2 separate regions of the Homo sapiens genome follow, and region 1 is linked to region 2. Evidence: chromatin loops called from intact Hi-C (ENCODE). Cell type or tissue: heart right ventricle. All regions are shown on one strand. Each heading gives the region's core, and the rest is flanking DNA. Links, peaks and the distances in the headings are about the cores only.

Region 1 (3,726 bases), core at 685-3,184, 600 kb before region 2:
GGAGAGGGAAGGACAGGCACGGAGAGGAGGACACAGGGCGAGAAAGAGGAGGAAGACGAGGAAGAAGAGGAGTGGGAGGGGGGCAGGGGAGTGGGGAGAGAGAGAGAAGGGGTTGAGTCAGGTGAGTTGAGGCAGAGACGCAGGCAGCCCAGAGGTCTGTCCTAGGGCCACCGGCAGGATGCCAGGAGGGGTATGGGCCCCAGGGGGGCAGCTGCTGACCCAGCCTGAGCCCAGCCTGAGCTGATCACCCGGCATCTCCAAAGGGACAGGCCAAAGCCACATAAGAGACGCCATACCTGACCACAGGCCAGGCCTGCCCCCTGAACCCCACCTTGGGGTAGGGGGCCCAGGCTGGGCTTCAGGACCTGCAGGGGCAGCCCACCCATCTCCACCCTCGGAGCCCAGGGTAGAGGGTCGTGCCTTCCTGGAAGGGGAGTAGGGCTTGTCTCCGCCGGACACCCTCCCCAGCCTGCCCTCTCTGTAGCCCCTCCCTCAAGCTTCAAGGCCAGTGGTCCCCTGGGGTAAGTGTTCAGTGGGGGTGGGGCCCGGACCTGGGGCCCAGGGCTCTGGGGTGCAGGCAAGAGGTCCTGGTGGCTCAGAAAGAAAAAGCGGCAGCGGCAGCAACAACACAGACAGCTGGGGTGGGGGCGGGGCGGGTGGGGGCGGAAGAGCGGGGAATACAAGCACCCGTGTCGCTCAGGGGTCCTCGGGCGCGAAGCTCTCCAGGAAGGAAACGCACATTTCACACGTTAGCCTGGCGGGACCTACAGCCGGCGCTGTAAGGCGGCAGCTCCGTGCGGCACCCACCTTGGAGCCCCGCTCGTTAAAAATGATCTCCACGTCTAAAATTTTTCCGAATTGCTGCAGAGACAGAGACAAAGAGGGAGTGGGGCAGACAGGAAAGTGCGGGTTAAGACTGCTGGCCCAGCTGCCCGCTCCACTCCTGAGACGCTCATGCCTGTGCTCTGCCCTCGGCCCCCAGCTTGGGAAAGGAGACCGGGGACCCCCTCCCACCCCTGGCCATGGAGCAGCTGGGACTTGGCCACTTGGAGAAGGCGATGGTGGGGATAGGGTGCCCAAGGCATCACCAAGAGGGTCCTTGGTGTGGTGTGGGGACAGGGACAGCTCTCCCAGCCTCTCCTGGAGGCCCGTGTCTCCCTTCTGCCTTGGGGAGCTTTTACTGCCAGGACACTAACTCCAGCTGCCAGCTGGGCATGGGGGTAGGCACATCACCAGTGTCCCCTCCTCACCCTGCTAGGACATGGCCACTTGGAAAGGGTTACAGTGGGGATAGGGTACCCAAGGCATGACTGCCCCACCCCTAATTCACACTAAAGGGTAAAGGTCTGCTTTGAGACCCTTCTCTAAAGGATGGGGGAGAGGGAGACAGAGGGACATGAGTGTCCATTAGGGACAAAGTGCCACAGAGAAGAGAAAGTGCTGGGGTCAGGAAATGGAGACTGAGGCCACCGGAGAGCAGGACCCCTGGTTGGGAAATGGGACCCTCAGGCCTCCCTGAGATGGGGAGGAGGTTGGGCAGGGGGAAAATGGGGTTGAGGGTGTGAGGGCAAGAGGGAAGCATAGGAGGGTCTTCCGCCCAGGCCCCCGGGACCCTGCACAGCCTGTCATGGGGCTGTGCTGGCGTGCGGTGCTGAGCAACTGTTCAGGTCGTTTGGGCCAGCTGGGCCATGACGCTCTAGCTGCCTTCTTCCCTCCCATTGTTGGCCATAGTCCCCATGGGGCAGCCCTGTCTCTCTCACTGGTACTGAGACCATGAGCCTGTGAACAGCCCCGAACAACACTTCTGAGGTCCCCAGGGCCTGTCCTGAAGCCTGCAGTGCAGGCAACTGATGGGGGTTTCCCAGTCACCTCCACACAGTCCTGGAGGCGGGGGGTGCAGCAAGCCCCAGTGGGGCCAGACAGCAATGAAATCCCAACTCTGCCAGGTGCTGAAAAGAGGGGGACAGTAACCTCCGTTCTGCAGGGACCCAGGGAGCTGATGGGGGACAGTGTCCCCATCCTGCAGGGACCCAGGGAGTTGATGGCGGATGGTGCCCCTGTCCTGTAGGGACCCAGGGAGCTGACAGGGGATGGTGTCCCCGTCCTGCAGGGACTGAGTGTATGTAAACAGGTCCCCTGCAGGGGGCATCCAGCCAGAGCTCCAAAATGTCAGCTGCTATTAAGGGGCAGCCCCAGGCCCAGAGAAACCTGGCAGCTTGCTCAGGACCCAGAGTCGAGAAGGGACAGAGTCCTTGCCATCTGATGATTCTAAGTCATGCCAGCCCTCCAATGAGTCTAGACTGCAAATCCAACCAGGCCGGGCTCCTGAGACGGGGAGTGGACTTCTAGGGATCACGTCAGGGGGTAGGTGAACGGGGACCTCTCCACCCTGGGGCTGCCAGAGGTGCTTCCAGTCTGCCTGACAAATCCCAGCTGGGTCAGGGTGGCATGAGGGGAGAGGCTGGGATTCAGGAGCCAGAGGCTGTCTACCTGCGCAGCAGAGGTGGGGTGGGCACCGTGGCAGGCAGGCGGAAGAGAAGTTTGGAGGGAGGGAAGAAACACGGCCGGGCTGCGTGGTCCTCTGTGGCCAGGGCAGGCCTGGGAGCCTGGGCTGAGCCACCCAGCTGCTGCCGCTCACCCACCACTCGGCAGCCCCAGCCCCCTGCAGGCATCAACACCTGCCTGGCGCATTCAAGTCCAATAACAACAAAGTGACCCAGGACCCAGGGGCAGCCCTGCACGTTCTCACGGTGACCCCACCACGGGGCTGAAGCCTACAGTGCAAAACCCGGAACAGGCCCTCGGAGTCCAGCAGGGGCTTCACTTCCCATTGACTGTGCATCCGGTTCCAAGTTCCCCACCTGGGGGCCCGGGGGACACAGGCCCGGAGAGGTTGACTGCCCGGCCCCCGGGCACACAAGAGAGGCCAGGGCTGGGGCTGCTGCTCTATGGGAGGTTGAGCTGCCCCTCCAGGTACCCTCTTGCGAGGAGACAGGAGCCAGAATGTGGGAACAGGGCGGTCATAACCAAACTGGCTGCGAGGTCCCAAGGTACTCTAGGAAACCCCTGAGCTCAGGTGGTCTGGGGGGCATGGGTGGATTTCTGGCTGGGAGCAGGAGGGGTGGGGTTTGAGGGGCAGCCGCAACAGATCCCCCTACTCCTCAGCTTGAGGCCTTCCTCTTCCCCGCCACCGTCCCAGCAGGTTCAGGTCAGGGCAGGGCTGGGCCCAGGAGGGAAGGAATCCTGGGGCCCCGGAGGCTCCCTGCGCAGTGGGAGGCAGGAAACCCGGGGGAACAGGTGTCGGCAGGAAGGCAGGGCCTGTGGGCGCCACCCTGGAGCTGGGGCAGGTGTGGAGGGCAGGATGGGTGGGGCCGCGCACACTCACCCCGAACATTTGCCGCAAGTCGGGGTCCCTGAACCGGAAGGGGATGTTGGAGACGTGTAGCCGCTTGGGCTGCTGCTTCTCTGTAGGGTCGGAGGGGTGGAGCGGCTGGCTGTCCGTCTGTGCCGCCTCGTCTGTCTGCTGCAGGGAGAGGACTGGGCTGTGGAGGCTGCCTCTGTGTGCGGGGTTGCCCATCCCCTCTGCTAAAGGGTCGGCAGAGTCTAAAGGCCAGATTCTCCCCACCCTTCTGGGCCTCTCCCCCATCCCTGGGCTGGGATCCTTGGCAGAATCTGGGCAGACGGTTCCCATGAGATACAGCACAGGGGCACCTCACACAGAGAGGC
Region 2 (3,726 bases), core at 646-3,145:
TCTGCTCAGTCATGGCCCCCAGACCCTCAGGAGCCCCCGAAACATGATGACCTCCAGCCACGTGCCAGCTGCCAGGAGGAGGCTTCAAGACCCCAGATGAGCACCCGGCTGGCCATGCCCCAGGGACAGAGGACCCAGTGTGACAGAATCCGGCCTGGGCCACAGCCACCCACACAGTCCATCCCAGTTCAGCCCGAGGTGGACAAGAAAAGTCCCACCAGGGACTGGAGCAGATGGGGCGGGCTCCGGACCCCTGCCTGGTCCACCATCTGTCTTGCCAGTCGGTCCGTCTACCCAGGCAGCCCCTCCTCCCGGCCCACCATCTGCCCGGCCCTGCTAGGCCCTCCTCCTGGCTCCTCCAGGGCCCTCAGGAGGAGACAGAGCTGGAGCCAGGGCCCAGACCTCCACTGCCTTGGGCCCGCCCCATCTGGCACCTCCAGAAGAAGGGGGCGGCAAGAGCTTGGCCAGGGCAGGGGCACTCCAGGGCAGCCGAAGGCCCTTGCCAGCTGTCTCATGATGAGATGAGCAGAGGGAGGGGGAGGGGAGGAAGGGAGAGGCTCTGGGAAGACAAGGGCCCCTCCGCTCCTCCTCCCTTCTTCCTCCCCTGCCCACGTGGCCTGGGCGGGAGGGACACGCCGATGGGAACATCCCAGCTGGTCCAGGCCTCTGCTCCCCCCAGCTCCTCCTCCCTGGCGGGCAGCTCTTCTGGGCTCCTGAGGTGCTGCGCAGCCCCTTCCCTGGCCCTGGGACCCCCAGTGCCTGAGATGAAAGAGGAGTTGCTTCCATGGACGGTCCCAGTGCAAGCTGGGGGGCGCTGGCCTCAGGACACCAGGCATCCAAGACATAGGGACACCAGAAGCCCCGGCTCTGCCTCTGAGGTCCAGCAGCCCCAAAGCCCCTGCTCAGAAGCCAGCGATGGGAGGGCAGGGCCTGCCTGTGGGACCCATCATGGGCGCAGCAATCGCCAGGCCCTGGGCAGACAGCAGCACAGCCTGTGAGTCCAGGGCTGGGGTAAGTCGGCAAGTGCACCCCCGGAGGTGGAATGACAGGAGCTCCTGTGGAGGACGCAGGCGACCCCCGCCCCTCACTCCACTGTGAGGCCTGAGGATGTACAGGGGCAGCTCTCCCTGGCTTATGAAACGCCCCCACCCTGCTGCCCCTCTGGGTCCTCCTCACCCTGTGGCCTGCAGGGTCAGGAGCATGACTTTGGTGTCAGGAGAGAGGCTGGCTCCTGCCTGTGGCGGGTGTTGGGGGAGGAGTGGGGTTCATTATAAATTACGCTCCCCTCGAACCCGGCTGTTAGGTGAGGGCAGGGCTGGGATTCACCCTGCTCTCTGCAGGGGAGGGTCAGCCCCCAGGTGCTCCTGGGTGGGTCTCCACGGCAGGCCAAAAGGGCAGGCCCTGGGCATGTCCACCCCCTGTCTCTGGTCCCACAGCCCCCTACTTGCCACCTGCCCTGAGCAGCCCCCAGGAGAGCACCCGCAGGGAGGATGCTGAGGTGCTGGAGGGCAGGAGTCCCAGCTGAGGCTGTGACCCCAGCTGTGCTCCCCGTTCCCTCTTAGGACCAGCAAAGACCCAAGGACAGGCGGCCAATCAGGGCCCGGTGTTTACCCCTCCTCCCCCACCCCCATCACGGGCCTCCCGCAGGACCCCCAGGAAGAGCAGCTTCCATTGACCAAGGTCGGGGGACGCCCTCCCGCTGACACTCACTCTCCACGGATCCTGGAGCCCACGAGTCCCCTCCCCACCTCCACTGCACTGGGCCCCCCGCAGGCCCTGGTGGGGGTGGCCACGGATAACCACACAAACATGCATTTTCCTTGTAGGAGCAGGCAGGTGACAACCAGTGTCCTACTTTCCTGCATTAAAACACCCAAATCAACAGGACGGAGAAGGCCCGGAAGAGGGGACCTGAGGGAGCCAGCCGGGCGCTCAGCCTGCTTCGCTGGGATGCTTGTCGAGGTCGGGACGGCACCACCAAACTCACCTCTGTGCGCCCTGCGGGGCCCAGGAGACTCGGTCCTCCCTGGGCTCCCCCAGGCCTGGGGTGGACGTTGGAATAAAGTGGGGACAACACGATGAGAGACCCCAGCCCTGGAGGTGCCCTCGGCCAAAGCCCGAGATCAAAGCTGGGAGATTCGTGGCTGGACAGCACCACCTGGTGGACACGTTGGAGATTACCAAAGCCGAACAGTCAATTCGTTCTTGGTTCTGGGATTTTCTTAATTGGGTCTTAGCTGGGCCTTCCTTTCTCTTTCCCCAGTAGCAGGGGCTTTGTGACTATCAGAAACACCTGCCAGGCCTGGGCAATATGGCGAGACCTCATCTCTACAAAAAAAAAAAAAAAAACACAAAAATTAGTGAGGCGTGGTGGTCCCAGATACTCAGGACACTGAGATGGGAGGATCGCTTGAACCCGGGAGGTCGAAGCTGCAGTGAGTCGTGATCATGCCACTGCACTCCAGTCAGGGTGACAGAGAGAGACCCTGTCTCTAAAGAAAGAAAAGGCCGGGAGCAGTAGCTCACGCCTGTAATCCTAATACTTTGGGAGGCCGAGGCGGGAGGATTACCTGAGGTCGGGAGTTCGAGACCAGCCTGACCAACATGGAGAAACCCCATCTCTACTAAAAAATACAAAAATTAGCCAGGCATGGTGGCGCATGCCTGTAATCCCAGGTACTCGGGAGGCTGAGGCAGGAGAACCACTTGAACCTGGGAGGCAGAAGTTGCAGTGAGCCGAGATCACACCATTGCACTCCAGCCTGGGCAACAAGAGTGAAACTCCGTCTCAAAAAAAAAAAAAAAGAAAGAAAGAAAGAAAAGAGAAGAAGTCCTTGTCTTCTAATAAGATGTTGTTGGTTTCAGAGAGCCCAATCCAGGCACTTCAAACAAGGCAGGGAAATCAATGGCCCTGAAGAAAGTTTCTCTTCGACAAGCCCCTCCCTCCCTGACACTGGCATTCTGGCATTCACCCACCAGCCCCTCCGTCCCTGACGCTGGCACCCTGGCATTCACCCACCAGCCCCTCCCCTCCCTAATGCTGGCACCCTGGCATTCACCCACCAGCCCCTCCCCTCCCTGATGCTGGCACCCTGGCATTCACCCACAAGCCCCTCCGTCCCTGACGCTGGCACCCTGGCATTCACCCACCAGCCCCTCCCCTCCCTGATGCTGGCACCCTGGCATTCACTCACCAGCCCCTCCCCTCCCTGACACTGGCACCCTGGCATTCACCCACCAGCCCCTCCGTCCCTGACGCTGGCACCCTGGCATTCACCCACCAGCCCCTCCCCTCCCTGATGCTGGCACCCTGGCATTCACCCACCAGCCCCTCCCCTCCCTGATGCTGGCACCCTGGCATTCACCCACCAGCCCCTCCCCTCCCTGACACTGGCACCCTGACATTCACCCACCAGCCCCTCCCCTCCCTGATGCTGGCACCCTGGCATTCACCCACCAGCCCCTCCCCTCCCTGACGCTGGCACCCTGGCATTCACCCACCAGCCCCTCCGTCCCTGACACTGGCACCCTGGCATTCACCCACCAGCCCCTCCCCTCCCTGATGCTGGCACCCTGGCATTCACCCACCAGCCCCTCCGTCCCTGACACTGGCACCCTAGCATTCACCCACCAGCCCCTCCCCTCCCTGACACTGGCACCCTGGCATTCACCCACTGTCTGGGGCAACTACCCTTTCCTCCCACCACTGATGGGACGGCACCCTGG

Evidence for each region. A loop is a pair of places that touch in the nucleus more often than their neighbours do. Peaks named below come from ENCODE experiments on the same cell type or tissue, not always from the same donor. Only the 100,000 strongest peaks of a DNase experiment are listed, where the experiment ranks them.
Region 1: it touches region 2 in a loop (4-fold over the local background); 6 of 110 quality-filtered maps call a loop at or near these places.

What each region holds. Positions count from the first base shown.
Region 1 is chr17:79,103,266-79,106,991 of GRCh38, forward strand. It overlaps RBFOX3 (RNA binding fox-1 homolog 3), which reads right to left. Exons shown (of 15, transcript NM_001350451.2): 6 at 3,386-3,523; 7 at 808-861. Among named protein-coding and RNA genes, the nearest start is that of ENGASE, 30 kb to the left of the region's middle. RefSeq lists an enhancer at 1-813. In heart right ventricle, for the core only: no CTCF peak of the experiment used is centred there; no DNase peak of the experiment used is centred there; H3K27me3 peaks cover 1,646 bases.
Region 2 is chr17:79,706,646-79,710,371 of GRCh38, forward strand. It overlaps LINC02078 (long intergenic non-protein coding RNA 2078), which reads left to right and starts at 621. Exons shown (of 2, transcript NR_109783.1): 1 at 621-1,011; 2 at 1,827-3,726. It overlaps MIR4739 (microRNA 4739), which reads right to left and starts at 604; the gene lies at 531-604. RefSeq lists enhancers at 463-1,084, 1,085-1,706. In heart right ventricle, for the core only: a CTCF peak has its summit at 2,156 (motif pointing left); a DNase peak (open chromatin) is centred at 2,136; H3K27me3 peaks cover 810 bases.